Regions from separate parts of the Homo sapiens genome. Here region 2 is linked to region 1. Evidence: read pairs that join two places in POLR2A ChIA-PET (ENCODE). Cell type or tissue: PC-9. All regions are shown on one strand. Each heading gives the region's core, and the rest is flanking DNA. Links, peaks and the distances in the headings are about the cores only.

What was found. Peaks named below come from ENCODE experiments on the same cell type or tissue, not always from the same donor. Only the 100,000 strongest peaks of a DNase experiment are listed, where the experiment ranks them.
Region 2: POLR2A ChIA-PET joins it to region 1 with 15 read pairs; 2 of 35 experiments call an interaction of 5 or more read pairs at or near these places.

Annotation. Positions count from the first base shown.
Region 1 is chr9:130,533,550-130,549,244 of GRCh38, reverse strand. No RefSeq gene overlaps it. Among named protein-coding and RNA genes, the nearest start is that of FUBP3, 38 kb to the left of the region's middle. RefSeq lists an enhancer at 3,961-4,461. In PC-9, for the core only: no CTCF peak of the experiment used is centred there; a DNase peak (open chromatin) is centred at 9,564.
Region 2 is chr9:130,660,301-130,675,995 of GRCh38, reverse strand. It overlaps PRDM12 (PR/SET domain 12), which reads right to left and starts at 11,402. Exons shown (of 5, transcript NM_021619.3): 1 at 11,120-11,402; 2 at 9,198-9,388; 3 at 7,683-7,838. The coding sequence starts at 11,342. RefSeq lists enhancers at 8,202-9,401, 10,155-10,828, 12,119-12,960. In PC-9, for the core only: no CTCF peak of the experiment used is centred there; no DNase peak of the experiment used is centred there; H3K27me3 peaks cover 1,168 bases.

The DNA.
Region 1 (15,695 bases), core at 5,159-13,158:
CTACCTGCTTGCAAGGGATCCTGGGAAATGCAGTCTAGTTGTGTACCTGGGAGGAAAAGGAGACCTTTTGATGAAAAGCAGCCAGGACTCGCCGCTGGTAGGAACCATTAGTATTTCTTTCTTTCTTTCTTTTTTCTTTGAGACAGGGCTTCACTCCTGTTGACCTGGCTGGAGTGTGATGGCACGATCTTGGTTCACTGCAACCTCCTCTTCCCAGGCCCAAACAATTGATTCTCCTGCCTCAGCCTCCTGAGTAGCTGGGACTACAGATGCGTGCCATCATGACCAGCTAATTTTTGTATTTTTTGTACAGACGGTGCTTCGCCATGTTGCTCAAGCTGGTCTTGAACTCCTGAGCTCAACTGATCTGCCCACCTCGGCCTCCCAAAGTGCTGGGATTACAGGCATGAGCCACTGCACCTGGCCAACCATTAGTATTACAAGTAATGACAAAACCCAGAATTACTTTTGCACCAACTTAATATTTCGATTTTGCAGGTGAGGAAACTGAGGCTTGGAGAAGTTCAGTGGCCCAGCTGGGAGGGGGTAGTTCTGGAGTTCAGCTTCAGGCTCTCTGACTCCGGAGAGCATGCCCTTAACCACTGGGCTACGCTGCCTCTCTGGAAGTGAGTGCTGAATTGGATAAATAGGTATTGAATGCCCATTGGGGCCCTCATGGGGGCAGCATGTATGTTTTCAGAGTGAGGAGGTCAGATCCAAACTTCCTGGGTTGTGTCCTCAACTCTGCCTCTTACCAGCAGTGGGATTTTGGGCAGGTCAGGTGACCGCTCTGTGCCACAGTTTTCCCTTCTGTAAAATGCGGACAATAAAGTACCTATCACACAGTGCTGCTGTGAGAATCCATACAGAGCCCTGGGGGCAGGGCCTGGCAGATGGCAATTGGACCATTCGCAGTGTGGTTTTATGGCAGACACTGGGGACACAGGAGTGACCCAGCCTGACTCCTCCCAGGTAATGTCACTCACTGGTCAGACTCCTCCACTCCTAGAGAAGAGTCCTGGCCTTTTCTAAGCCTGTCCCTTCTCTCTCCCAGGGACGGCAGGGGCAGGGGAAGAAAGCAGGGCAACATAGTAAAGCCACTTCCTTCTTTAACCCGGTGTCTGAGGGATTTTGTCCACGGCTCATCCTGCTACAATAGGAGACAGCCAAGCTGATCTCACTGGGAACCCACTTGGACCAAGGAGGAGGTACACTGAGAAGCAGGGGCCCAGTTCTCTACCTTGTCCATGGGAGCCCTCGTTTGGTGATGCCAGCCCCAAGGTGACTGCTTCTCCTTCTGCCTCTGTCCCAGTGTGGACGTGTTGTCGCTCACCTCCTCATTTAAACAGCACTTGCTGGCCGAGCGTGGTGGCTCACACCTGTAATCCCAGCACTTTGGGAGGCTGAAGCAGGCCTGAGGTCAGGAGTTCGAGACCAACCTGGCCAATATGGTGAAACACCGCCTCTACTAAAAATACAAAAATTAGCTGGGTTTGGTGGTGCACGCCTGTAATCCCAGCTACTCAGGAGCCTGAGGCAGGAGAATTGCTGGAACCCGGGAGGCAGAGGTTTCAGTGAGCCAAGATTGCGCCACTGCACTCTAGCCTGGGTGACAGAGTGAGACTCTGTCTCAAATCAAACAAACCAAATAAAACAAGCAAACAAAAAAAAAATCCAGTGGCTTCTCAGCGGGGAGGGGCTGGTACCTCTGGCTCCTGCCACCTGCCCGCAGCTCCTCCTCCAGTCCTTGATCCCGTTTTCTGAACACCAGCGTGCTCCATGAGGGCCGTTAACCAAGGAGAAAGAGCTGAGAAACCAGGTGCTGATGGGCCCGTTTTGTCACTCAACAAACTGGTCAAGGAGGTCCATGAGGAGCAGGCCCTGTCCTGGGCCCCAAAACCCACAGGTGAGTAAAGCCAGGCCCATCCCCAGAGAGTGCTAGAAGGAGTGGGAGAGAGAGTGGGAAGGGGAGCCAGGAATGGGAGGAGAAAGGTGTCTCAGCCCTTCTGCTGCTTTCTCTGTAACCAGGGTGTGCCTTTTACAAAGCGCATCTCATCCCATCTCTTTCCTGCTTGAAATCCCTGCATGGGCCGGGCGCGATGGCTCATGCCTGTAATCCCAGCACTTTGAGAGGCTGAGGGGGACCGATCATGAGGTCAGGAGTTTGAGACCAGCCTGGCCAACATGGCAAAACCCTGTCTCTACTAAAAATACAATAAATTACCCGGGTGTGGTGGCAGGTGCCTGTAATCCCAGCTACTCGGGAGGCTGAGGCAGGAGAATCGTTTGAACCTGGGAGGTGGAGGTTGCAGTGAGCCGATTGCGCCACAGCACTCCAGCCTGGCTAGGCAACAGAGCCAGACTCTGTCTCAAAAAAAAAGAAAAGAAAAAAAGAAATCCCTCTATGGATGTCCTCCCCCACTCTCCACCGCCCTGCAGGTAATGTCCCCGATTCTACATACTCCACCCCAACTGCTGCCACTTTCAAACTCCATGCACCCGCCTTGCTCAATTACAGCAATTCTCAGACATGCTGTTTGGTGTCTCCACGTGTGTTCGTTTGCTAGGGCTGCTGTCATAAAGTACACCTGCTGGGGGCTTAAACAGCAGAGCTTTCTTGTCTCGCAGTTCTGAGATCTACAGGATCTGAGATCAAGGTGTTGGCGGAGTTGGTTTCTTCTGAGGGCAGTGAGGGAGAGTCTGTTCCCTGCCTCTCCCCAAGCCCCAAGCTTCTGGTGGTTTGCTGGCCATCTTTGGCATTCCTTGACTTGTGAAGGCATCATCCTGATCTCTGCCTTCATCTCCACACAGTTTTCTGCCTCCGTGTGTGTGTCTGTGTCCAAATCCACCCACCCCCCCTTTTTATTGGAGACAGGATCTCACTCTGTTGCACAGGCTGGAGGGCAGTGGCGCGATCTTGGCTCACTGCAACCTCTGCTGCCTGGGTTCAAGCGATTCTCCAGCCTCAGCCTCCCAAGTAGCTGGGATTACAGGTGTGTGCTACCATGCCCGGCTAATTTTTGTATTTTTTAAGTAGAGACAGCATCCATTTGCTTGTGAAAAGCTGGGGCACCACTCCTCGGCGAAGACTTTATCTTCATCTGCTTCTGCAGCTCTAACAAAATACCTCAGACTGGGTAATTTATAAAACATAGAAATGTACTTTCCATAGTTCTGGAGGCTGAGAAGTCCAAGTTCTGGTGCTGGCATCTGGTGAAGGCCTTCTTTTTTTTTTTTTTTTAATATTTGTTTTGTGTAGAGATAGAGTCTCTACACGAGAGACCTGTGTAGAATGTGGACCGGCTGATCTCAAACTCCTGGGCGCAAGCGTTCTTCCTGCCTCAGCCTGCTGAGTAGCTGGGACTACAAGCATTTAGTTGGCTGCCTTTATGCTCAGCTAATTTTTAAGATTTTTTTTCTTTTTTTGAGATAAGGTCTCTCTCTGTTACCCAGGCTGGAGTGCCACGGTGCAGTCACAGCTCACTGCGGCCTCCACCTCCTGGGCTCAAGTGATCCTCCTGCCTCGGCCTCCCAAAGTGCTGGAACTATAGGTGTGAGCTACCACGCCTGGCTTGGTGAGGGCCTTCTTGCTGCATCCTCACACGGTAGAAGGCAGGAGGGCAAAAGGGCGTGATCCTCCTCTGTCAAGCCCCTTTACAGAAGGGCACCTCCCTTCACAAGGGAGGAGCCCTCGTGGCCTCGTCACCTCTTAATGGCCCCACTTCCTGATACTGCCACATTGGCAACACCTGAATCTTGGAGGAGACCCATTCAAATTATGGCAGAGGCTGGGTGTGGTGGCTCACGCTTGTAATCCCAGCACTTTGGGAGACCAAGGTGGGTGGATCACCTGAGGTCAGGAGTTCGAGACCAGCCTGGCCAACATGGTGAAACCCCTTCTCTACAAAAAATACAAAAATCAGCTGGGCATGGTGGCGGGTGCCTGCAATCCCAGCTACTCTGGAGGCTGAGGAAAGTTAATCGCTTGAACTCAGGAGGCGGATGTTGCAGTGAGCTGAGATCGCGCCATTGCACTCCAGCCTGGGCAACAAGAGTGAAACTCCGTCTCCAAAAAACAAAAAACAATAAAAACCATAGAAGACCTCTCAGTAGCTGGGCTAGAAGGGCCCGTCCCTCCCCTGTGCCCCCCTGTCCTTGCACAGTGCTGACCAGCACATCATCAGATACTCTGCACCGTCCGCCTGCCTTTTTGTCTCCTAGAGCCCACTAGGTTGTCATCTCCTCAGGGGCAAGGATTGTGTCTTACTCACCTCGGTGTGCCCAGCAGCTTGGCAGGGCCAGCTCATAGGAGATGGCCCTGGACTGAAGCCCATGGAATGAATGCACTGAGGAGGCAAGAAAGATGAGGCAAAAGGTAGAATAGCTGAGGCTGGGCGCGGTGGCTCACGCCTGTAATCCCAGCACTTTGGGAGGCCGAGGCGGGAGGATTATTTGAGTCCAGGAGTTCAGGACCCGCCTGGGCAATAGAGTGAGACCTTGTCTCTACACAAACAAATTACACAATTTTTTAAAAGATGGAAAAGCTCCTCTGGATCTCGCCTGCCCCGGAACTTCCCTTTGGTAGGGAAATGAGCATGGTTCCCACGGCTCTCCTAGAACCTCAAGACTCTTTTGAAGTCTGGATTTTCCCCAGTGGGTGGTCGATGGCGGCTGGCAGCTTGGGACCAGGAAGAGAGAGGTGGGAGTCCCAGGGGCTCAGGCGGGTGGAGGTGGGAGCGTGCAGGAGGGGGTGCAGGCGGGGTGGGAGCCAGAAACCAACAGCGCCAGGCCCAGCCTTCCTCAGGAGCAAACCACAGTCCTTAAACACTCCCCAAACACACTGATGATGTAAATCTGGTTTTAAAATAATAACAATAATGAGAAATAAAAAGAGTGAGCAGATGCAAGAGGGAGGGAAAGGGGGCTCTGCCAGGCCCCCTCCCCAAGGGGGAAAGCACGTGGAAAAATTGAAATTAGTTGTGACAGCTGAAATTCTCTACTCTACAGTCGACATTTTGACAGGGTACTTAAAAAAATAATAAGAAAAGGGAAAGTGGTTTGGGTCACCCAAGGAAGGGGGAGAATGGGGGATTTCAAGTGACACAAGACGCATAATTCAAGCTTCTTAGATTGCAAAAGCTCTTCTTACCTAAGGGGCCTGCTGCCTTTATTTTTATCCAAATGGCTCAATTACCGCAAAGCCCCACAGAGAAAATTACGGATGTTTGCCTCTATTTTTCTCCTCTTGTCTCGACAACTGTAGATATTTTGTTTTCCTTCTTTCTCTCTCGCTCTCTCTCTCTCTTTTTTTTTGGTGGTTGGTGGGGTGAAGAGAGAAGGGGGGTGTTCAGATGGGCTCAGGGGCCAGGGGCTTTTGAATTGCTCCTCAAAGCCCGCATCACACACACACACACACACACACACACACACACACACACACACACACCCCTCCCACAATCCTAGGCCACACACCACAACTGGTCTTTTTTGTGCGTCCGTTTTGACATTTGTCCTTTCTGTCTTCTGCTGTTCCTTTCCTCCCCTCCGCTCCCCTCCAGTCTCTCCTCTTACTTCCTGCAGCAGCAGCAGCAGCAGCAGCAGCTTTGGGCCTCTCCTCTGCCCAGCGGGCACCCCTCCTAGCAGCTCTCGTCTCATCTCAGCTATTTCCAAACCCTACAATAGACACAGGGAGGCACGGAGGTACCCATTTTCCAACCTTCTTATTGGCTCTCCGTTTGTCATTTTCAGAATTGGCACTCTGGGGAGCCAGGGCTGGAGGCTGCAGCTCTCACTCTTGCCCGCTCTGCCAGATGAGGGGTCCCAGCCTAGCAACCTGCCACAGGCTCCAGAATGGTCTCTGGGAGCACTAGGACTGGGAGGAATGGTGTCTGAGCATGAGGTCCTGGGCCTCGATGCTGGGGACATGCAGAGGAGGGGGCTCCTGCCAGTCCGAGTTACCTCTTATGCACCACTCTCCATCCCACCGTCCTGGCCTCTGTGCCATCCTCATCCACCTCTGCCCTGGGTAGTGCCATCCACTACCTCCCTGCCCCCCTTGGGCCCCTCCCACCAGGCCACACCCCTCCCTTGCTTAGAACCTCCATGACTCATCGACCTTGGGATACAACCCCTCATTGGCCTCGGATCAAACCCAAATCTCTCCCCATGGCCCACAGGGCCCTGTGGACCAGCCCCACCTCCTCTCCAGCTTCATCACGAATTCTCTCTCCCAACTCACAGCTCCCTCCTGCCTTGGGCCTTGCAGCTGTAGGTCCTCCCCTGCCCTGCTCTCTCTCTCTCTCTCTCTCTCTCTCTCTCTCGCTCGCTCCACCCACTTAACCCTCACTGAGCATCACTGAACCGTCACCTCCTCAAGCAGCCTTCCCCACCCATCAGGTCAGGCTTTCATAGCACCTGCATGGGGACAGGGAACAGCCAATCAGAGCCCAGCTGCAGGATCCTGGAGGCCATGGTGAGGCAGGTGCAGCAGGACCCAGGTGAGGGAAATGGACACAGGAAGCATCCAATGTTTATTGAGTTTACTCTATTTTTTTGAGATGGGGTCTTGCTATGTTGCCCAGCCTGGAGTGAAGTGACCCAATCATGGCTCACTGCAGGCTTGAACTCCTGGGCTCAAGGAATCCTCATGTCTCAGCTTCCTGAGTAGCTGGGACTCCAGTTGTGTTTTAATCACCATGGCTGCCAGTGGCCATCAGCCTGTCTATCCCTGTCCGTGTGCCTCCACCCCCCAGTAATTCTCAATTTGGTGGCAGGCACCTCCACTAGCCTGCAAGCCCCCACCCCACCTCACAAGTTTGTAGCTATAAAGGGCACACATCATAGGTGCTCAATAAATAGCTGGTGATGGATGCAAAAGCCCTGGGACCAGGCCCTTTCTGGGGACCACTAAATTCTATGCCCACCAGCCCCCACCTATGTTGCACCTGCAGGCGCCTTAGCTACAGGCAGCTGCCAACAGAGCAAGAAAACCAGTGCGGTGCATGGCATTGGTGGGGCCCCTGGCATTGTGGTTTACTTCAAAGGCTTCTGAGGCAAAGGGCTGGGTACAAATTCCAAGCTCAGTGCTCTCTTGCTGGGTGATTTTGGCCAATGCGTCCAGCTCCTCCGAGCCTCAGTGCCCTCACTTGTAAATGAGGGAGATATTGGGTTTGAGGGGGACTAATGTATGTACATTGCTGAACGCCTTGTGTCTTGAGCCTGCATGATTATTGAATTAGCTATATTTATTGTCCTCTTGCCTTCCAGAGTCAAGAGGGATCCCTGTTTGCCCCTCGAATCCATCATGCACTCAACAACCATTTCTGCATTCACTGGGTACATATTTTATGGAGTTTCTATCATTTTCCAGGTATGGAGATACAGCAGTGAATGACTCAGATGGAAAGCCTGCCCCTGACAGCTGCCATTCTGAGGGATCCACTTCCTGCAATGTCTCACTGACTCCTCCCACGGCTCTTGGCAGTAGAGACTATTATTGTCCCCATCTTACAGCTGGAGAAACTGAGGCTCAGAAGACTTGATCAATTTCCCCAAGATCATTCACTTACTGGCAGAACCAGGACTTGAACTCAAGCCCTTGGGATGCCAGAACCTGAACTTTCAACTTCTGATCTTTTTTTTTTTTTTTTTTTTTAATTGAGATGGAGTTTCACTTTATTGCCTAGGCTGGTCTCGAACTCCTGGGCTCAAGCAATCCTCTCACCTCAGACTCCCAAGGTGCTGGGATTACACACATGAGCCAACACACCTGGCCTCAACTGCTAATCTATAATGGTAATGCTTCTCCAGAAAGATTTTTCATTTTTTTCTTTTTCTTTTCTTTTGAGACGGAGTCTCGCTCTGTCACCCAGGCTGGAGTGCAGTGGTGTGATCTTGGCTCACTGCAACCTCTGCCTCCCGGGTTCAAGCAATTCTCCTGCTTCAGCCTCCTGAGTAGCTGGGATTACAGGCACCTGCCACCACGCCTGGCTAATTTTTGTATTTTTAGTAGAGACGGGGTTCACCATCTTGGCCAGGCTGGTCTTGAACTCCTGACCTCATGACCCACCCGCCTTGGCCTCCCAAAGTGCTGGGATTACAGGCGTGAACCATCGCGCCCGGCCCAGAGAAACTTTTCTAAGTGCATTTCAGATTGGGTCATTTCTTTGCATAATCCTCCTCAGTGGCCTCCAAACTCCTAGGCTCAGCCCAAGGGTTCTGCAAGTCTGACCCCACCTTCATCTGCTGCCTCCTGTGTGCCTTGAGCCCCATCACCCTGGCTGGGTGTCTCCTTCCAGCCACACTGGTCCTTCCCGTCCCCAGACCGATCTGCTCTCTCTTACCTCCAAGCCTTGGCATGTGCTGTTCCTTGTGCCCAGAACACCCTTCCCTTCCTCTTTGCATGGCTAATCCTCCTCCTTCAGGTCTTGGCTAGACTTCCCCTCCCCAGGAATGAGCTCCCTGAGGCTGTGAAGCAGCCCCACCTTCATGCTCCCCCATGCGGGGCTTGCCAGTCACAAGGGGACTCATGACCTGTTTCTCCTCTAGCCTGTGAGTTCCCCCAGGCTGGTGCCTGCTTCTGCCTTTTTCAAATTTATACTCCAAGCACACTGCAGGAGCTCAACACTTACTTGCTAAAGGAGCAGATTAAAGAAAAATTGTAGAACCTGCTCTCCTGGCCCCCTCGTTTCACCCTAGCTGCAGAAGTGAGCAGTAGTCACGTTTTTCATGACAAATGAAGATGGGCGCTCCTTCCTTCCTCCCTCCCTCCCTTCCTCCCTTCTCTCTCTCTTTCTTTTTTTCTCTCTCTTTCCCTCCCTCCCTCCCTCCCTCCCTCCCTCCCTTCCTTCTTCCTCTCTCTTCCTCTTTCTTTCTCTCTCTCTCTTTCTGATGGAGTCTCACTCTGTCACCCAGGCTGCAGTGCAGTGGTGCAATCTTGGCTCACTGCAACCTCCGCCTCCCAGCTTCAAGCGATTCTCCCGCCTCAGTCTCCCCAGCAGCCGGGATTACAGGTACCCGCCCACACGCCTGGCTAATTTTTGTACTTTTAGTGGAGATGGGGTTTCACCATGTTGGCCAGGCTGGTCTTGAACTTGACCAAGTTTCAAAGGCTGCATAAGAGTTAACCCAGTGGAAAGTAAGTGGAAAGCACCGAAGAGGAGGCAACAGCCTGTGATCAAGCCAAAGCTGTGAATCAGTTGTGGTGGGAGAACCACTGGCCATTCTGAGTGGAAGGTGCAGGTACACACAGAGCAGGGCAGAGAGGTAGGGGAGAGGGCTGGCCAGCTGGCGGCACCATGGTGTGCCTTATACGCTCTAACCAAGCATTTGGACCTGAGCTTTAGGCCAGTGGTTCAAACTGAGCTCCCTGGAATCCTCAGAGCCCCACTGGCACCTGGAGGAAGGTGAACCAGAGGGAGGGAACGGACGAGATGATGCAGGTTCTGCACCCAGCCCCACCCCAGGTCTCAGGGAAGCTGCACTTTCATTGGTTGTTCATTTAGATTTTCAGTGTAAGATTTCATTTGAAGGGTTTGCAGCAAATGCATTGGAAACTGCTCCTGCAAGCTGGGAGAAGTCTTAAGCCAGAAGTGACATGACCAGCATTTTATGATTCATTTGTTCTTCAAAAAACTTGGCAGAGGCCGGGCACGGTGACTCATGCCTGTAATCCCAGCACTTTGGGAGGCTGAAGCGGGTGGATCACCTGAGGTCAGGAGTTTGAGACCAGCCTGGCCATGATGGTGAAACTCCATCTCTACTAAAAATACAAAAATTAGCTGGGCGTAGCGATGGGCACCTGTAATCCCAGCTACTTGGGAGGCTGAGGCAGGAGAATCGCTTGAACTCAGGAGGCAGAGATTGCAGTGAGCCGAGACCGTGTCACTGCACTCCAGCCTGGGTGACAGAGAGAGACTCTGTCTCAAAAAAAAAAAAAAAAAAAAAGAAAGTAACATGGTCAAGCATCAGCCCAGGACGATGACACTGTCCTTCCTGTCCCAGGCATTCCTTGCTGAGAGCATTTGTCCCCCGCCCTGTGCCACTACTGAGCTGTACAAGGAAGCAATCCCCTGTAGCAGCTCAGAACTCAAGCCTCGGTCTCAGAGACTCAGGTTCAATTCTTGACTCTCAGCTCACCCATCGTGGTTCCTTGGGCAATTGTGTATAAACTCAGTTTCTGTACCTGAAAAGTCAAGCTAATAACAACACCCACCTCCCGTCGTCAAGGTGAGGATCACACAAGATCATTGGTGCCAGAGGCTTGGCGTGGTGTCCAGCACATGCAATCCACAGCACCTGCCCTCCCTGTAGGCAGCTGCGAGGTCCCTCTCAGGAACAATATGTGCTAGGGATGGGGATACAAAAACAGAGCTGTAGGTCTGCCCGTGGGGACCTTACAGTCCAGGCGGGGGAGCAGGAGTCTACACACCAGGCAGAAAAATAACGAAAAACCAATGAAACGCAGGCAGAAGGGGATGAATCCAGATGGCCAGATCCTGTGTCTTGGCTCAAAGTAGAGGCTCAATAAATGTTTGTTGAAATGAAAAGGATTGCTGGGCATGGTGGTTCATGCCTGTCAGCACTTTGAGAGGCCGAGGCAGGTGGATCGCTTGAGCTCAGGAGTTTGAGACCAGCCCAAGTAACATGGCAAAACCCTGTCTCCACAAAAAAATACAAAAATTAGCCAGGCATGGTGGCACACACCTTTCGTTCTAGCTACTCAGGAGGCTAAGGTGGGAGGATCAAGATTGCTTGAGCCCGTGAGGTCGAGGCTGCAGTGAGCCATGATTGCAAGCCATTGTACAAAAAGGAAAGAAAGAAAGGAAAAAGAAATGAAAAGAATTGAAGTCAGTGGACAGAAAGATCGCCCTGGGCTGTGGGAGTCTAGGAAGCCTATTGGGGGAGCAAGAACCTGAGCTGGCATTTAGGCAGTGGGCAAGATGTTGGTGGCTGAGGGCTGGGGGCAGGTGGGGAGCACCCCAGTTTTATAAAGAGGGGGCCTCCTTATCCCAACCCTGCTACAAACTACTGCAGGCTGCTTAAAAACAACCTCACTGTTTTTCCCCTCGTTCTACCTTTCTGCGTTGTCTGGATGTTTTTGGTAATGAGCGTGTGTTACTTTAAAAACCAGAAAAAGCAATTAAGTTATTTTCATTGGCAAGATTTAAAAAAAAAAAAAACATTCACAGACACAAAGGATGGTTAAAATAAAGTTCACACAGAAAAAAACAGAAGAGGGATCAGGAGCAAAACCGAAGAGGGAGGTAATTATATCAGGAACCCTGGAAGAGGAAGAGTGAGATATTTTGATGAATGATTCACCCTGACTTACAGCCTCCAAGATGAGGCCAAAAGGGAAATTGGGAGGGGTGGAAGATGGGGTAAAAAAGGATGCACGCTTTGCAGGGAGGAGAGGATTGAGGGCCGTGGGGGAATCATGATGGCAACTCTGGTTTGCCGAGCACTTATCTAAGCCGAGCACCCTGCTGAAACATTTCCATGCTGTTCTGGGGAGGATGTTATCTCTGCCCACACCGTGCAGATGAGCGTCGCATCCGAGGTCTGGAAGCGGGAAGTGGCCGCTCAGACCTCTGAACCCACACGTGCTAGTGCTAGCTGTGCCCACGGCTCTCCCTCCTCTGCCGCAGGGGCAGGAGGAGGCTGCAGCATAGGCCAGCGGACAGAGCCGTCCTCAAGCGCTGTTGTAGGAGTGCAAGAACTCGCCACCCTCGAGACCGCCGGCCTGAACACTGCAAGCTGCTGCCTGAGCCTCTCTGATGGAGTCCCGATACAGCGCAGCGACAGTTGAGCCCAGAGATGGCAGGGTACATGTGTGACAGAGGGGACAGGCCATGGAGCTTAACCCCTGCCTCTCCAGTGGGGCCAGCGAGGAAAGGGGCCTGTGGAGCCCGGGCAGGAGCACTGGTTCGGCCGTCTCATCCTTGTCCCTCTGAGGGAGGGTCTGTCGCTTTTGCCATCCAGGCTGGGCTGTTGGAACAGGGTAGGAAGAGTGTCTTTTCTGCTCTTGAACCCTGACCACCAGCTTCTTCTCCATCTAAAACCAGGAAGGGTCTTTAAAAAAGGTACCTGGCTGCTCCCCTCCCTCCATGGCTCCCTATGCCCTCAGGATAAAGCCAAGCTCCTTACCACAGTCTACTGGGTCCTTCTCACCTGGCCCTGGCCACTTCTCTGTCTCCTCCCTTGGGACTCCACTCACGCTGGCCTTCTTTCTGGTCCTCCAATTCAGCTCTGCCTCAGGACTCTTACATATGCTGTTCACTGGCCCCTGCCTGTGCCCACACCCTAGTCTGGTGAGGTTCTTATCTTTCTGATCTCAGCTTAGCTCACCCTAGTTTCCAAGTCTGGGCCAGGGGCTGCCCTGTTATGAGCCCCAGCAACCCTGTCTTGTGCTGACTGGCTCCAAGGACTAACCAGGCACCACCTCACCTTGTGCTAATCATGACAGGCGCTGCTGGTATCTCGTTTTCCTGATGAGGAAACACACTCAGAGAGCCTGAGGCTACAGGTCAAAAGGCAGAGCTGGGATTTGAACCCAGGTCTGTCGGAAGCTCCCAGTGCGTAACAACAGGCAGCCTTTGGGAACTGGAAGAGACCCCAGAAGCCACAGTCCAACCCGCTTATGGGGTGGGTGGGGAAACTGAGGCCCAGAGATGGCCAGTGACTCCCAGGGAGCTGGCAGAGAATCCTGCCCACCTGGCTCCCCAACCCGGCCCCCCAGGCGCGAGTTCCTTGCCTCCCCGCCCTCCACCCAGTGAGCAGAGCTGCGTCTTCTCTCCTTGCAGAGCCTTGCGGTGCAGAGGTACGGGAGGGAGGCAATGGCTGGGCCGGGCACCCTCCCCAGGAGCCAGGCTCTGGCTGGGGGAGTGGAGGGGCCTCCAGCTTCCTTCCCCACCCCTCCCCTAGCCCTGCTGGCAGCTGCTTAGCTCAATTAGCCAACAAGTGGCTGTTTTGTGGAGTTACTGCTGATGTGTTTTAAGTGGCTTTCTGAGTGGGAAATGTTCGGGAGGAGAATCAGGCAGACAAAGGGGCGCGAGTGCATTAGGTTTTATCGCTCTGTTTTGTACACGTCTGACATCACTCTTCAAAGCAAGTTCTGTTCGGCCCTGGGAGAATGATAAAGAGACAAGTGGGAGGGAGTGCAGGCAGGCAGACACGCACGCTCTCTCCCCAGCTCGCTCTCTCCCCTGCTCCCTTGCACGCATGCCATCCATCCCGTCCTCCAAGTGGAGGCATAATGGCCGGAGACGCTGGAGCAAACTGTCCGACAGATGGGGCCTGCCCTGCTCCGGAGGGGAGGCTCGGCTGCAAATAAAGTCTTCAGGTGAAATAGAATAACTGAAGTAGCCAACGATTGTGCGGTGAGAGGGTAATGCGTCTGCCTCTCGCTAATGGCTGCACAGTTGCCAGAGAATGAAACCTCTTCTGATCACGCAGGCGATCCAAGGACAAAAGTCAGCGAGGGAGATGGCAGAGAGAGCGGGGAGGACGGAGCCCCCCAGCTTCATTCCCCACCCCCACCCTCGGGCTGAGGCTTGGACAAAGGGCCCATCCCCGCCTCCAGCTGCTCACTCAGGGCTTCGGCTCCAGGTTTGGTAAAAAGTAATGAGCAGGAAAGTAGCTACCTTTGAGGGGGCACTGGAGAGGATGCTGGGGGTGGGGGGCAGGGGTCCTGGGAGGAGGGAAGACTGGCGTAGGCAATGGTCACGCAGGGTGGATGGCGAGAGATGGTCTGAAGGTACAACGGCTTTCCTTTTGCCTCAATGCAACGCAGTCATCTTCAGGAGCCCCCTTTCTCTCCAGCCCTCGGTTTCTGTTTCCTTAAAAGGAGGAGCTTTGCTTTAACCTGTTGCCCATCTGCTTGTCCGTCCATCCACCCTTCCAAATAGTCATTCGTTTGGTAAGTTTTTGTCTTTTTTTTTTTTTTTTTTTTTTTGAGACAGAGTCTCACTCTGTTGCCCAGGCTGGAATGCAGTGGCATGATCTGGGCTCACTGCGGCCTCACCTCCCAGGTTCAAGTGATTCTCCTGCCTCAGCCTCCTGAGTAGCTGAGATAACAGACATGTGCCACCCCACCCAGCTAAGTTTTGTATTTTTAGTAGAGATAGGGTTTCCCCATGTTAGCTAGGCTGGTCTCAAACTCCTGACCTCAAGTGATCTGTCTGCCTCGGCCTCTCAAAGTGCTGGGATTACAGGTGTGAGCCACCACACCCTGCCATAAGTATTTTATTTATACATTTATTTACTTATTCTGGTGATTCATGAATTGGGCAGCCCCCAGACCAGAATAGGTTGAGAGAGACTCCCAGTATTTTTTGTAAAAAGGTTAAAAATATTTGTTTTTTGCTGTGCATGCACTTCCGGGCACTGAAGTTGACACACACTTTCCTGCTTCCCTTTCTTCGTTCATGGTGAGCTCTCCCCCCTGGAAACCTCCATTCTTCCATCTTCACTTAGTGAAATTGTATCCACTTTCAAAGCCCATTCTGCGTGCTAGCTCCTGGGCGCCACTTGTTCAGATGTACTCATCTCTGTCTGAGTTATATATCATTTGATTTAATAAGTATCTTTTGAGCATCAGTTATGGGTTAGGTCTTCTGCTAGGGGCTGAGAATACTGAGGTGAACGAGAAGCTCCCAGGTTAGCACGGGGGATAGACAGTGAATGAAAAATCCCAGAAATCATCATTCATTACAGCCTTGACACTGCTCTGAGGGGAAGTCACACAAGCCTGTAACAGGCCTCACGCTGGCTGGAAGGTCTGGAGGTCTCCTGGAGGCAGAGACCCTATGGGTGGGGAGACTGTTGGGGGAGGGGGATGAGGGGCCCCGGAACACTGAGCCCTGAAGGAGGCCGAGCCCCAGGTGGGCAGAGAGAGAGGGAAAGGAGGAGTCTGGGTAACAGAACAGGGAGAAGGTTCTGGGACATCCAGGCAATGGCTCTCACCTGTAATCCCAGCACTTTTGGAGGCCGAGTGAGCAGATCACTTGAGGTCAGGAGTTTGAGACCAGTTTGGACAATATGATGAAACTCTGTTTCTTTTTCTTTTTTTTTTTTTTTTTGAGACGGAGTGGAGTCTCGCTCTGTTGCCAGGCTGGAGTGCAGTGGCGCGATCTCGGCTCACTGAAGCCTCTGCCTCCTGGGTTCAAGTGATTCTCCTCCCTGAGCTTCCCAAGTAGCTGGGACTACAGGCGCGCGCCTTCACGCCCAGTTAATTTTTGTATTTTTAGTAGAGACGGGGTTTCACCATGTTGGCCAGGATGGTCTCAATCTCTTGACCTCGTGATCTGCCTGCCTCGGCCTCCCAAAGTATTGGGATTACAGGCTTGAGCCACCGCACCCGGCCACCCTGTTTCTACTAAAAATATGAAAAAAAAATTAGCGGTGTATGGTGGCACACGCCTGTAATCCCAGGTACTCAGGAGGGTGAGGCAGGAGAATCTCTTGAACCCGGGAAGTGGAGGTTGCTGTAAGCCGAGATGGCGCCACTGCATTCCAGCCTGGGCGACAGAGCAAGACTCCGTCTAAAAAAAAAAAAGGAAGGTTCTGAGGTGGGAAGGGACCCCTGAGGGGCAGGAGGGACCACAGCCAGGGCCAGTGAGGCCACAAGAGGCTGGGCGCAGGAGTGAGACCAAGAGAGGTCTCTGTTCTGCAAGTCGTAGTCACAAGCATTGGTG
Region 2 (15,695 bases), core at 2,706-10,705, 130 kb before region 1:
TTCTGTGTTCCTCAAATGAGGGGGTCAGGGAGGGAACACGGTCCCTGAGTTTCCCCCCAACTCTAAGACTCTGGTTGTAAGTCACCTCCAACATTGTCCTGACCCTTGGTTTCCAGTCTTGGATGAAACCGGACACGTTGATGTCATGGTTCTTCCAAAGCAATCAGCACCCTCCCCCAGACCACTGAACACACCCCACAGGGGGTTCCTGCTCAGTCTGGAGTCAGACATGTTGGGATCCACTAGGGCTCCCCATCTGCTGAGCAAGTCACCTCGGGCAAGTCGCCTCACGTCGTGGGGCCTGTTTCCTCACATTGCCATGGCCTCACTGAGTGGTGTTTGGGGTGCAGTGGAGCATATGCATAAAGCTCTTTGCATAATCGAGACATGGAAGCGCCAGTGATTGTTTTTCCTGGAGCTCGCCAACCTCTCAGAGAAGCTGGCAGCGGTTTCTGGCGCATCCAGGTCCCTGCAGGAGTGCTCACTGAGCCAGCAGAGCTGCAGAGGCCGCTGGTTCGGTGGAAGCCCAGGGTGACTGAGGTTCTGTCTTCAGTGTCCAGCAAGAGCACAGGCTGGGCCCGAATGCTCCGAGGACACCAGCCTCATGCAGGTACCCGCAATTCCCAGCCCCATCTCCCCCAGAAGGGAAACCAACTCCTCCAGCACAGATGTGGGATGAGATGGGAGGCTCAGCAAGCCCCCAGCTGAACTCCACCTCCAGGCTCCAGGCCTGGGGGTCATCAAATACTAAGCCAACACCGGCCTTTTAATTTTAATTGAAAACAACTATTATTAAATATAAATACAGTAACAGTAGGCTGGGTGCAGTGGCTCATGCCTGTAATCCCAGCACTTTGGGAGGCCGAGGCGGGCAGATCACTTGAGGTCAGGAGTTTGAGACCAGCCTGGCCAACATGGTGAAACCCCGTCTCTACCAAAAATACAAAAATTAGCCAGGCGTGGTGGTGGGCACCTGTAATCCCACCTGCTCAGGAGGCTGAGGCAGGAGAATCGCCTGAACTTGGGAGGCGGAGGTTGCAGTGAGCTGAGATCATGCCACTGCCCTACTGTCCGACCAACAAAGTGAAACTCCATCTCAAAAAATAAATAAAATAAGAACTCTGATGGTGACTATTGCAGTATAAGGGTGAGTCATTTATTTACTAAGAACGCTTTTAATGTACTAAAATTAATTTTACTAATGAATTTAAAAATTAAAACAGCGATGCAGACATATGGACCGCATTGTATAAACATATAACATGGTATGAAATGAGCAGTCACTCTCTGCCACTCTGGATGCCAGCCACTGTCGCTGGTTTGCTGCTTGTCTTTCCCCAGAAGCGTTTGCCATTTCGAGACTATTTTAAAATGCTGACTTACAGTTCATGGAGAGTAGCATGATGCCATCTACATCATGCCTCTGACTTTTTAAAAAATAATGAGCACATATTACTTCTATACACACACACACACACACACACACACACACACACACACACAAATTATCTTTTAAAAGCAAGAAAATCAGTTAAGAAGAGCCTACAGTTTGGGTGTGGTGGCTCTCACCTGTAATCCCAGCATTTTGAGAGGCCGAGGTGGGTAGATCACTTGAGGCCAGGGGTTCAAGACCAGCCTGGCCAACATGGTGAAACCCTGTTTCTACTAAAAATACAAAAATTGGGCCGGGCGCAGTGGCTCACGCCTGTAATCCCAGCACTTTGGGGGGCCGAGGTGGGCAGATAACGAGGTCAGGAGTTTGAGATCAGCCTAGCTAACATAGTGAAACCCTGTCTCTACTAAAAATACAAAAATTAGCTGGGTATGGTGGCATGTACCTGTAGTCCCAGCTATTTGGGAGGCTGAGGCAGGAGAATCTCTTGAACCTGGGAGGCAGAGGTTGCAGTAGGCTGAGATGGCGCCATTGCACTCCAGCCTGGGAGACAGAGCAAGACTCTGTCTCAAAAAAAAAAAAAAAAAAAAAAGAAAGAAAGAAAGAAAAGAAAAACAAAAAGAAAAAATAATAGCCAGGCTCGGTGGCTCAGGCCTGTAATCCCAGCACTTTGGGAGGCCAAGGTGGGCGAATCACCTGAGGTTGGGAGTTCGAGACCAGCCTGGCCAACATGGAGAAACCCTGTGTCTACTTAAAATACAAAATTAGCCGGGAGTGCTGGCGCATGCCTGTAATCCCAGCTACGCAGGAGGCTGAGGCAGGAGAATCGCTTGAATCCAGGAGGCAGAGGTTGCGGTGAGCCAAGATGGCATCATTGCACTCCAGCCTGGGCAACAAGAGTGAAACTCTGTCTCAAAAAAAAAAAAAAAAAAAAAAAAAATTAGCCGTGAGTGGTGGCACATGCCTGTACTCCCATCTATTCAGGTGGCTGAGGCACGAGAATTGTTTAATCACCTGAACCCAGGAGGTGGAGGTTGCAGTGAGCTGAGCACTCCAGCCTCAGAGACAGAGCAAGATTGTCTCCAAAAGAAAAAAAAAAGAGGCTGCTGGAATTGAGAATGACACATATTTCCAGACAGCTGTAAGCCAGCAGCCCCAACTGCCCAGAAGCTGGGAACTGGGAGTCTCTCTCAGCCCTTCTGTGCCCCGTGCCCAGGCTTCTGGTGTCTGCCTGCTCCCAGGCACCCGCCATCAACAAACTTCTACTATCAAGCCCGGGAAACCCAGGAACCTGCAGCTTCTTCCCTGGAACCCTGGGATCACTGTGCAGAGGCTCCCGGGGTCCCGCCAGCTGACCGCCTGGATGCAAAGAACAGCCACCGTGCCCTCTAGGCCCCCTCGGCAGCACTCTTTACTGCTGAGACTCAGGCCTGGCCTGGCTGGCTGGGACTCTCTGCTGGGGCTTGGAGAAGCAGGATCAGCTGGTCATTCACTTTTCTGGGGAGCAGGGATAGGCTCAGGACACAAAACAAACAAAGCAATTCCCAAAGGAACTGAGTCCTGTACCACAAAATCCACATCAGTAAAACTCTGGAATACCAGCGCCCGAGTCTCTTTTGACAAATGGACATGCCCTGTCAACGTGCTTCTCTGGGCCCTATCAGCCCAGAAGATCTGTCCTTCCCCACTTTCTGAATTTTTATTATAAATTGGAAATGACAGAATTTTTGGTTTGTTCTCCTGCTGTAAATTCACATCCTGCCACTGAACATGCTCCCAGGAGACTGCAAATACCCTCCCCTTCTCCACAGGGTCTGAAACCCCAGTGTAAAAGGATCTCAATGTCATCTGGACAAACATCAATTTCCATTGTACCACAGATGTCCCGACACACCAATTAATAGAGTTCCAGCAAATAGATATTGGCCAGGGAGGCCACATGGCATGGTGACTCAGCACTCCAGCTCAGGGCTCAGATGGGCCTAGGTTCCCATCGCAGCTCAGCAACTTCCCGTAATCTCCGTAACATTTCAGTTTCGCCGTCATAAAAATGAGGATAGTAACAGAGAGCAGCACCCCGAGGGCTGAGCAGATTCTATTTTTTAATAGTTGCTGGCCAGGTGCAGTGGCTCACGCCTGTAATCCCAGCACTTTGGGAGGCCGAGGCGGGCAGATCGCTTGAGGTCAGGAGTCTGAGACCAGCCTGGCCAACATGGGGAAATCTACTAAAAATACAAAAATTAGCCAGGCGTGGTGGCACACACCTGTAATCTCAGCTGCTTGGGAGGCAGGAGAATTGCTTGAATCTGGGAGGCAGGGGTTGCAGTGAGCCAAGATTGCACCATTGCACTCCAGCCTAGATGACAGAGTAAGACTCCATCTCAAAAAAAATAATAATAAAAAAGTTGCTAAGACCCTTTTATTCCTTCAACATTTAGTGGCCACTTACTATGTGCTAGGCACTTTCTAGAACTGTCATTTTAGGCACCTGAAGTTATAGTAAATTCTGTGACTGGAGTAAGCCAGGAGGTTCCCCAGGGGCCACATCAGTGGATCCAGCCAGATGCACGCCCTGCTGCGGAACCTCCACTGACCGCCTGGGCTCTAAAGCCCCGTTGCCTTCGTCTCTGTTGAGAAGGCTGCTATTCTGTATTTATGGAAAGTTTTAGAGCAGCAATAGTATATTCTGCTTATTGAATAAAGATGTTCCTTCCTATTTTTGGTAAGTAATGGGTTACCGTTATGAACTATGAGTGGCAGTTCTGAGTGGCAGAAAGTTTAAGAAAACATCACAGCAGAGGTCCTTCTCCTTGGCTAACTCACCCACACGCAGAGAATAAACAGCCAATTGATTCCCAAGTCATCCAGGGATTGGCCTGGGGAACAGCAGTATCTTCCAGTCTAGCCCAGAAGGGCTGCATGAGCTCTGGGCCTCGGCCTCATCTTGAGGGTGGCCACATACACCCAGACACACAATTTATCTGGTAAGTGGAATCTGACATTGTGACAAAATGGTTTGAGAAATCTGCCACCACAAAAAAATGTATCCACTTTAAAAGTAAAATGGGTGGCATTTTATTTCCTTGTCATTCACGCAGACAGCCCCTTCTTAGAAGGCTTGCTAACTCTGTAAAAGCACTGATAGCCAAATTGGTGGATCTGTCTATATCACATATGTGATACAGTGTGTGTGTGTGTGTGTGTGTGTGTGTGTGTGTGTGTGTGTGTCCTGATCCTCTTTTTTTGTTGTTGTTGTTGTTGAGACGGAGTCTCACTTTGTCACCCAGGCTGGAGTGCAATGCTGCTGATAGTTCACTACAACCTCCGCCTCCTGGGTTCAGGCAATTCTCCTGCCTCAGCCTCTGGAGTAGCTGGGATTACAGACACCCGCCACCATGACTGGCTAATTTTTGTATTTTTAGTAGAGACGGGGTTTCACCATGTTGGCCAGGCTGGTCTTGAACTCCTGACCTCAGGTGATTCATCCACTTCATCCTCTGAAAATGCTGGGATTACAGGCGTGAGCCACCATGCCCTGCCTGATCCTCTTTTTTCAACTTAAATTCATGATCAAATGTAGATGACCATTTTTCCTAATCCTATAAACTCAAATGCTTCCCTGAAGATATTCTTCAGCCTCCTTGCCTTCGGACTGAATTTCTAAGTGTCTATTCATGTTTCCTGACTTTGTTTGGCTTCTAGCCAGTGTGACCTGCACAGCGAGATGAGACTCAGGCCCCCACATCTGCCTCAGCCTGGAGCCCTCTTGCCAAAATGATGTAGGCGTTTCTGGTCTGTCTCTTGTGTTCACATGTGTGGGTATGTGTGTGCGTGTGGGGTTGGTGAGGGGATGGGTTGGAGCCCTCCATCACATCTGTATCAGGATGGCTGGGAAAGAGCGTATGAAGGCGAAGATGTGTGTGACAGAGGGTGGTGGGGTGAGGATCTGGGAGGGTGCATTCTGTTATATGTGGGGTTCAGCTACACTGGAAGCCAATTTTAGGATGTGGTGGCCCAGCCAGATGGTCAAGGAGCCACCTCTGTCCTGGGCCTGGGCTACCTTCAGTGCTCTCTGCACCCTGCCCCACGGCCGTCTTACCTCACTTCAAACCCAATTCAGGAACCGCTCAGTTTTTTCTTATCCTCCACCTCCTGCTCCTCCAAGCACCACCCCCCTCAGCTGGGACCCAGGCTAGGCCCCCTGCTGTCACCTCTGGGAGAGTCTCTGGGGTGTTGTTATTCAGGGACAACCAAAGGAACCCATCCGAGAAGCTACTAGGCCCTGGCACCCCCAGGGGTCTTAGAAAGAGCTTCAAGGTCTGAGTCCTGGGGAGAAAATGGAACATGGACTAAAGGTCGGTCACTCTCTGCTCCTCCAGAACACCCAAAAATCTCCACCAAGCCCTAGCCCAACCCCAAGGGGAGCAGAGAAGTGGGGTGGGAAGCACCTGACTGCCTCTGCACAGCACTTGCTACCAGCCTACCCCCAGCAGCCTGTGGGTAGCTTCCCTCTACTCCTGGGCCAGATTTCCCGCCAAAGGACACTGTCCAGGGAGGGTCCCAGTGTGGGCCTGCCCTGGCAACCACGTCTCTGCTTGGTTTGCACCCTCAGCCACTGGCCAGATACCTGGATCTTTTCTGCCACCAGGCACTGCCCTACCAGGAAGCCCTCCTCTTCCCACCCTCCTCTTCCCACCCTCCTCTGAACCTTCCTGGCTCAGCCTCACCCCTGCCACACCACAGGAAGTGATATTTACCGGTTACCTTTTTTTTTTTTTTTTTTTTTTGAGATGGAGTCTCACTCTGTCACCCAGGCTGGAGTACAGTGGTGCCATCTCGGCTCACTGCAAGCTCCGCCTCCCGGGTTCACGCCATTCTCCTGCCTCAGCCTCCCGAGTAGCTGGGACTACAGGCACCCGCAACCACACCCGGCTAATTTTTTGTATTTTTTAGTAGAGACGGGGTTTCACCATGTTAGCCAGGATGGTCTCGATCTCCTGGCCTCGTGATCTGCCCACCTCGGCCTCCCAAAATGCTGGGATTACAGGCTTGAGCCACTGTGCCAAGCCTTTTTTTTTTTGAGATGGAGTCTCACTGTGTCACCCAGGCTGGAGTGCAGTGACACTATCTCGGCTCACTGCAACCTCTGCCTCCCTGGTTCAAGCAATTCTCATGCCTCAGCCTCCTGAGTAGCTGAGATTACAGGCGTCTGCCACCACGCCCCACTAATTTTTGTATTTGTATTTTTATTTTTATTTATTTATTTATTTATTTTTGAGATGCAGTCTCGCTCTGTCGCCCAGGCTGGAGTGCAGTGGCGTGATCTCGGCTCACTGCAAGCTCCGCCTTCCGGGTTCACGCCATTCTCCTGCCTCAGCTTCCCGAGTAGCTGGGACTACAGGCGCCTGCCACCATGCCCGGCTAATTTTTTGTATTTTTAGTAGAGACGGGGTTTCACCATGTTAGCCAGGATGGTCTCGATCTCCTGACCTTGTGATCTGCCCGCCTCGGCAATTCACTCACCTCAGCCTCCCAAAGTGCTGGGATTACAGGCATAAGCCACCGTGTTCAGGCTGTTACCTGGCCCTGTCTGTCTCCTCTGAGAAGGCTCAGGAAGCGCAGCTATTAGTGCTAACACTCCCCCCAGATGGCCGGCAAAACCCCCAAGTCTGCTGCCACCGAGGGAGACCTGGTTTTCTGGTCAGTAAACTGTAAATAATCACAGAATCCTCCTCCTGGGGCCCCGTGGGGATTAAATACCATACTGCATATCCAGCATCTGGGAGAAGCCTGACACACGGGGAGCCATCGCTGAGTCTGGAGTCATGAGCCGTAAGCCACTGGTGCCCATGCATGCAGAATGAGGGCCATCAGACAGCTAAACGGCTGCAGACACACGCCCTCTCTCCCACCCCAACGCATTCCCTGGGCCGCCTCTCCCCATCTTGCTTCTCTGTGTCTCTGTGACCCCTGAACCTCAGGAAACTGTCAGCCAACATCTGGGGACCTCACTATGGAGATGCTCGTGACATTCCCAATGCCGTCAAGTTGAGAGCTCCATCATTTCTGATCTGCAGCAGAAAGCTTCCCATGGAGGTCACACACCTGGACAGCGGGATGTCTGGAGACCCACCTGTCTGCCACAGCCCCATGGCCTGCGCAGAGCCAGCGAGGCCAGTGTCAGCTCCCCTCTGTCCACTGTGGTTCCTGGACACCGCTGCCCTGCACACCTCCCCCCGCCGGGTTTACCGGCTGGTCCCTACACAACAGTGCACACACACACACACACCTCAATGGCCTTGTAGAAGATGCTGGTGCCGATCTGGACCACCTCCAGGTTCTGCTCCTGTTCGTTACGTGCACACTTGATGTAGGTCATCCAGCTCCGGTGGTCCTCCTGGCTGGCATCGATGAAGTAGCGCACCGTGCCATCCTCATTGAACACCTGGGCACAGATGGATCAAGGACCAGGTAAGGCAGGGCTATGCCATGTGTACCATCTTCCAGGCACATCCACACACACACTCTCCATCCTCACAACAGCCCCAGGAAGTGGATAAAGCTTCATTTTCCCACTGAAGAAAGGAAGGCTGGAGAGGTGCAGGGACTTGCCTGAAGCTAGCCGGCTGGAAGTGGCCCACAGGGGATCAGTCTCCAGGGCTCTATGGGCTGACCATGATACACGCTCCTGTTGCCGTGTCCTCCCTACCCCCAGAAGAAGAGGGTCTCCAAGGGATCACTGCCCAGACAAAGTGGCCCTGAGCTCTCTCAAGGGATGCAGAGGTGCTCCCCATGGCACTGGGAACATCAGCCAGGCCTCAGAGAGGGAGGATCCTGGAGTCCAGGGAGGGAGGGCTGGGTCACTGTGGCACTCCAGCTTGGCCTAAACCCCTTCACGGGAGCTGCCAAGGCCACTCAGAGGTCAAACTGGACCCCAACTTCCTGACCCAGCAACTGGAGAAGGTGGTTAGTGGTCCAGCCCTCCAGAGGAGGGAGATGAGGTCAAGAGAGGCCTCTGGGCCATCCCGCAGTTCTATCAAGTTGGGCTTCTCCAGGGTCCGCCGGGGGGAGCTGGAGTGGGGGAGCGGGCGAGGGAATGAGTTTAGGAAGGGTGTGCACCAGTCTGGCCTCAGTGGGTTTCCCGTTCTGCAAAGTTAGGAAGAAGCACAGGGGTGGCCCTCCCTGGCACTGGCACTGTGATGGGTGGAAAGGCCTAGGATGGAAGCCTCTTGGAGCCTCCGTGAAAAGGGAACAGTAAGGCATGGGCTACTGAGGTCATCCGTGACTGCAGGCTGGGGACACAGAAGCTGACTCAATGCCACCTCAGCCACAGTCATCGTGAATGTCATTCTGCTTTCACCAGGCATTCTCCTTTCCAGCCCCACCTCACCCCCAGCCCAGGACTGGCCTTGAGGGGCTTCCCAGGCTGCTTCCGGGGCCAGGGAAAGAATGTAAGTGGCTGGGAAGAGGCCTGGAGGGATGGCGCGTGGGGACCCTGGGCAAGCGACCTGACTGCTCTGGGTCTCAGTGCCCTCATCTGCCAAGTGGAGCCAACCACAGTCTTGCTCTGCCAGGGTGTCCGGGGGAAGGAGGGTCGGATTTTCGGCACGGGTTGGGAGGAGCCTAGAGGCGGGGTGAGCTCCAGGCTCGGGCGGCTTAGAGTCCCGGCTCAGGGGGCGTCCAGGCCAGGAGTGTCCGCCGCTCTCAGCCCGGGTGGAAGCGGCGACGGCCGGACGCCCGAGTCCTACCCGCGACCAGCGCCCCTCGCCGGCCCTTGCGCCCCTCTGCCCCAGCCCGCGCGTACCTCCCACATGAGGTTGTTGTTCTTGCAGATGTCCACGTGCTCCGGGGCGATCACGCGGCCGGTGAAGGGGCCCATCTCGGTTCCCGCCTTGATCCACGTCTTGGAGAAGATGCCGAGGCCCTCGCCAGGGATGGAGCTCTGAGCGATGATCACCTCCGCAGGCAGCACCAGGCTGGACAGCTTCTGCACTTCTGCGGCGGCGGGGCCAGGAAAACCGGTCAGAGCCCGAGGCAGCCGAGGCCCGGCCCTTCCTTCCCCGCCGGGACCCCGGCTTCGGTCCTGCCCAGACCAGCCAAACCCAAGTCGGCCCCAAATCCAGAGAAGCCACCCGGGTGTGGAGGAAGTCGGATGTGCGGAGGCTCAACGACCTCTCCTCTGTTTGCAACCTGGAGACCCTCCGTGCCCTGGAAAGCGAGTGGTGCGTTGGGGATCATTTTTAGAAGTGGGTTTTTAGTCTCTCCGCGAATTCTCAAAGCATTCGCAACTTCTTCCATCCTCTGCCCCGGATAAGTTTAAGAATTAATGAGCCAACGGCAGCGAGCGGTTTTATGCACAGGGAAACTGAGGCCAGGTCCTGCAAGGAGGTGAAGGCCAACCGGAGACTCTTTCGCCTAGTCGGCTTCCGGGAGCCCACTGTGTGTCCAGGCTCTGGGCACTGGCAGAGGAGCCGGGCCGTGATCAGCGCTGGGGACAGACCTCGGGCTGGCAGGTGTTGGAGGTGCCAAAGAAGCACCGGCAGCAGCTGGCCAGGCTCTGCGCTCGCTGTGTGACCCCGGGCGCGCCCGAGTCCCTCTCTGCTCCCAGGCCCTGGGGTGCCAGGGAGGGCGGCGCCCGGGCTCAGACAAACCCCGATGTCATCTCTCTGGGCGGGGAGGAGCCGCGGCGGCCCCCAGCTCCCCGAGGGTTCCCCTGTCGGGCATCTGCGGCAGGGCTGGAAGCGGCGAGGCGCACAAGGGCGGCCTCCATGTCTTACAAGGTTCCCCTCTAAGCTACCTGGGAAAATACCCGGCGAGCGGGCCGGCTGAAAGGGGGGGGTTAAACGGTGTCCATTGCGGCGCGGCGGGCAATTTGTCACGCTGTTAAAGTGATCGCATTCATTCGGCTCCATTCGAAAGAAATTGCTAATTCTAAATTCATTAGCCCTGGAAGAATGCTGTAGCAGTAAATTGTAGCTCAATGCGGAGGGGACTTGTTTAAAAGGGGCCGAGGAATTCCCCTTACAAAAAAGGGGGATTAGATGGTTGACATAGCGTGAATGGAAGTGGAATTAGTCTTCACGGTAAATTAAGAGAGGAACAGAAATCGTAAAGGGGGAAAAGAGGGCGACGCGCAGAGATGCCAGAGCCAGGGAAAGATATTGTTTGCGGGTTGATGAATGAGGAATAAGAACTTGAGACATCTTAAAGAAAAGAAACTTTTCTCGCTCTCTCTTTCTCTCCCTCGCTCTCCCCGCGGCTTTTTCTCCCCGCCCGCCCTCCCTCCACCCCCTCCCCAGCCCCGGCTGCCTTTTAAAGTTCTTGGTTTAAGTGGGAACTTTCGTGGGTCAAGCCCAAGTTAACTAAATGAATTTAAAACCCCTTCTTTTTGAGTCAACTGCTATTACACGCCTAGTAAGGCTGTAAATGCCGGGAACCCGCCAGCTCAAGCGCAGGAGGGGAAGGGAGGGGCCGGCGGGGGCGTCGGGGCCGAGCGACGGGGTCGCCGGGGTCGGTCCTTGAGCCGGGTGGGCTGCGGAGCTGCTTGGTGGCTCGCGTCCTGGTTTGGCCCATGGGGAAACTGAGGTGCACCGAGCGCCGGGAGAGCCCAGGTTGGCGCGAGTAGCAGCGAGGCCGGGTATCCCAGCCGCGTCTCGCGCATCGCCAGGACGGGAATGGGGGTCGCCGGGAGGAGGGATTGCGCCGGGCTCCGACGGCTGGACTCACCGCCGGAGAAGGACTGCGCCAGCACCTCGGCGGTGAAGGCTGTCTTGGGGCTGGCGTGGTGGCTCTTGTCCTCGAAGAGCTGCTCCCCGAGCACGTTGCGCCAGCGGCCGTACAGGAAGCTGTGCAGGATGTCGGAGGTGATAACCTCGGCCAGCGCCAGTCCCGGCGCCTTCAGCCCGGTCTTGAGCACCAGGGCCTCAGCCGGGAGCACGGAGCCCATCATGGGCGGCCCGGAGCTCCCCGGCGCCGGGGGACGGCCGGGCCGACGGGGGAGGTGGGCGGGCGAGAGGGGAGCCCAAGGGGCGAGAGGAGAGCGCTGCGATGGAGAAGGAACCAGAGCAGGGGGAGGACGGAGAGGAGGAGGACGCAGGAGGGAGCGGGAGGTGAGGGGGCGACTGGGAGGAAAGCGAACGAGGGGGAGAGGGGAAGAGAGATGGTGAAATCTGTAGAGATGGCAAAGGCGGCGCGGAGGGTGGAGAGACGCGGGTGGAGGCGGAGGCGGGTGCGGGGGGTGCAGGGTGGGTGAGAGGCGGGTGGTTGCAGGGAAGCGGCAGCAAGGGGCTCAGGCGCGCGCTAGCCTCTCGCACACTCGGCCGGGGCCGTCTTCCCCTTGGCAAAATCTCAGCGCCTTTATAGGAGCCGCAGTGACCCTCCTAATTGGTTATTAATGACCCCCTGACGTCGGAGGACAGACTTGTTGTACCCGGCTGGGCTCGAGGAGCCTTCGTCGCGAGAGCGCGAGGGGCGGGGGCGCGCGGACCGCTCCAAACAGTACCCCTCCACTCCTCTCTCCCCTTCCTGGTCCTTCCTCCCCCCTCCTGTTTTTCCTTCTCTCCCCGTGGGAAGCGCAGGGCAGGGAGGGAGGCTCAGCCGGCTCTGAGGAGAGGAGGGGACGGAGAAGGGGAGGGGGTGCGGCGAGGCTCTCTAGGACTCCAGGGACCAGGCTAGACAAGAGGGGACGCCTGGCTTCGGGCCCCGCGCTCCCCTCAGGCCTGATCTATGTTCACCGGCCTGGCCCAGCCCGGCGTTCACCTTTACTTTGCTGCCCCGGCTGGCCGGCCCAGCCCTGCACCGCTCTCCCTCCCCGGCCAGAGCCCGCGTCCTCTTCCCTCTCCGGCCCTGCACTCCCCGGGCCGCCACAGTCGCCCCGAGCTCGCGCGCAGCCCTAGTTGCCACGCGGATCCCCTGCTCAGACTGCGCTGCTGAAGCCGGCGCTTCGCTTCATACGGGCCGCGCCAACTCGGTCGCTGTGCACGGTCGGGTGCGAAACTCCTCCGCGGGCTCACGGGGCTGCCGAGGCGGGGCCGCAGCGGCCGTCGGGGCTGGGGCTGGTCCCGGCCTGAGACAGCTTCATGGAAGGCCAGGCTCCCGGCCCTTGCGGGGCCAGGTCGGGGGTCGAGATGGGCGGACAGGAATCGCCCTGGCAGCCTGTCTCTGGGAAAAGAATTTCCTACGGGATATAGGGGGATTGAAAGGGGTCCCGAGACCCTTCCTAGGTGGGAGCAGGCGTGCCTGAGAGCGAAGTCCCTCAGAAACTGCAGGCAGCTCCGCGAGAGGCCTCAGTGCGGGTTCGGCTTGCGGCCCGGCTTTCCGGCTCCTTGCTGAGCTGCAACCTCGGGAAGCCGGTGGCGTTGCGGCGCCCCTTCCTTCTTGCCTCCTAGTTCTTTCTTTCTCCTCTGCCTCTCTCTTCTTTCCCTTCCTCTCCTCTATTCCTCCTGCCCATCATCCCAGGAGCAGACTTGCTTTGCGGCGGTTTCGAGGCACCTCGGAGCCCAGCGATCCCCTCTCCCGAAGCAGGTAGCTGCTGAGCCCAGCGGAAGGCCCCGCTTCCTGCAGGCTTCGCGGCTCCCCAGTGTCAGCCTCAAGCCTCGGACCCCAGGCCCTGACATGCTGGGTGAGGGAGCTCACCCCACCTGCCGCACTTCTGGCTCCCATCACCAGCCTACAATTTCAGATGCCGCTAACAGAGGTGCCTGGACCCTCTCGGCGTGGGTCAGGCTCACGGATTAGTCTCCGCTGGACTGTGTGGACTCCCTAGACCTTCTCCTCAGCGCGGAGGACTTGGGTGGAAGAACAGCGAGCTGACCTCCCATGAGCGAGACCCTGTCCAAACGCCTGTTGGCATAGACGCCCCTCCACCACCCGGACGCGCCTTGGCTAAGAGGGTCTCACACCTGGCGTCCAGACTCCAGACCCCTGGTCCCCAGTTCCTGCCAGTAGTCTCCGGCATCCCCCGTCCCCGTTGGGACGCAAAGGGAGGAAGGCGGCGGTAGCTGGCCTTCAGACCCTGCGTCCGGGTCCGCCCGAGGCTGGAGCCCAAGGAAGGGCACACCTGGCAGAAGGCAGGACCGTTGGGCAGGGCGCCAGCAGAGGGCAGCGCTGCTGAGGAGGGAGGTGGGTTAGGGTCGCCGAACCCTCCACTCATTTTTCGACGCAGCTTGTGGGTCGCATCGGCTCCCTGGCCAGAGCTCGAGTCTGAGGGGGCGTATGGAGTCCGATGGCTCCTGCAGGGGAGCCTCACCGGGGCCTACTTCTTGGCTTCTGGGAAGACCTAGGTGGAGAGGACAAAGTGCTAGGAGCGAGGGAGACGACGTCGGGGAGCGCTGCCAGGAGCCAAGCGCTGCGGCAGCTCCCAAGCCCCGAAAGCGACCTCAGTTCCTCCAGGACACCAAAGGGGGATAAGGACTGCTGTGTGTCCTGTGGACTGCCCCTTTCCTCTCTGGGCCTCGGTGTCCCTGTCTGTGCAATGGTTTGAGTTGGACTTTGTGAACTGAGGTTTCTTTGCTTGGTCTCTCTTTGGGTAAGATCACTTTACCCCACGACAACCCCGAGGATTTTGCCCTCTCCAGGGCCACGTCCCACTGCGGGAAGCCCTCAGGTCTGTGCATCCTCCGTGCTGGGGTGCAGCGTTTGGGTCCTGAACCCCGGCTTAGAGTTAGAGGCTTGGATTCCGCTGGCGCAGTGACCACGGGCTCGGACTGCGGCCAGGGAGTCCCATTCCTCTCCTCCGGACCCGCAAGCCCGGAGAGCAGTACTGGGAGCCGGGCAGAAGCGGAGCGCAGAACGTCCTCCCAGCTGGTGCGCCCAAATCTCCACCGCGCTCACATTTTGTGCTTCTAGTCTAGCGGCAAAACCCACCTGGACCCCCGCCCGGGGAAAAAGGAGCCCGTAGGTAGCGCCCAGTCTCAAGGTGCATTGAAATAGGGAGCAAGACCCTGTGCTCACATCTCCCCGGGAGGAGATTTCGAGGGGAAACATTCCGGGCTTTCCCAGCGGATGACCCGTGTTATTTTGTCATTTTCCGCGGGGCCCAGGCGCGGAATGTGCTCGCGCAAAAGCCCCCTCCCCTCGGCCGGGCCGGAGCTCTCAGGCTCCGTCGCCCCCCTCGCCCGCTGGCCGCCACTTGGCGATCTCTTTAATATTCATGGGCGTTAATAGAGAGGCCCTCAGTATATCGGTCCATTGTGGGCGGCTCGTAGGACTTGAATAGGCCTCGGCCCCCTTTCTTCGGCGCGGCTTCCCGAGGGGCCGGGCCAGGAGTGAATGGCCCCGCTTCCCGCTCCGCGCCCCCTCCCCCTTTCAGGGAGAACATCTTTATCCTCTTCTCCGCTGCCGCCGCCGCCCGGGCCCCCATTCACGCGGCCCCGGCTCCGGGCGGAACGAATCAATTTGCCGCGGCTCTTCGGAGGTCATCCTCGCCGCCCGGGTGCCCTCTTCCCCTGAGCCCACGGGAGTGGAGAGAGGGCCGCCGCGGCAGGCCGACGGCCCCACGGAGGGACATTGAAGGGGAAGTGGAGGAGAAGAGCAGGGGCGACCCGGAGGGGTGGCTGGGCCGGGGCGGGCAAGACAGTCTCAGGGCCCGGCAGCCGCCCGGGGTTGGCTAATTTCTAGTTGTTGCCCCGCTCAGGGCGGAGCGCCGAGGGGAAGGAGGCCGCGGCCCAAGCCCGGAGGTCCGTTCGTCCTCCCCTTGAGGCACCAGCGCGCGTCCCTTCGGCCCGGCTGAGGCACCTATGAGAACGGGGGCGTGTGGGACAGCCCAGGGCCCCGCACGACGCTTTCGTTCTCGCCGGTGCGCCGGGGCTTAGCTCCGGGAGAGCCAGGTCCCGACAGTGCGCTTCAGGGGGACGCTCGGAAGGGCGGCCGGCTTCGCGGCTCCTGCGCCCTCGCTCTGGGGCCCGGGCCTGGGTGCGGGGGAGGGGGGTGCGAGTCGGTCAGGCGGGGCCAAAGCGCACGGGTCCCCGCCCTGCCCGCCCCGCCGGCCCTCAGAGGCGCAGAAAGAAGCCCATTGTCCGCCGAGAAATACATTTTTGGGGGCCGAGTGAAAGCCCGTCTTTCTTTTGAACTTTAGAAGAAAGTCTCCTGTTCTCGCCCCTCGGAGGGAGAGATTTGTCCCCCCTCCCGGGAGCTCCGCGCGCCTCCTCCTCCCGAAACATCTGCCGGGGGAAAATCCACCCTGGAGGGCAGATCGCGCTCGCTTTAAGCCTGGCGAACTCATTAAAAAGATATTAGCGGCGGGGGCAGGTCCCGCGCAGGTATCGATCGGCCGGAATGAGCCCGAGGAAGAAAAGGCGAAGAA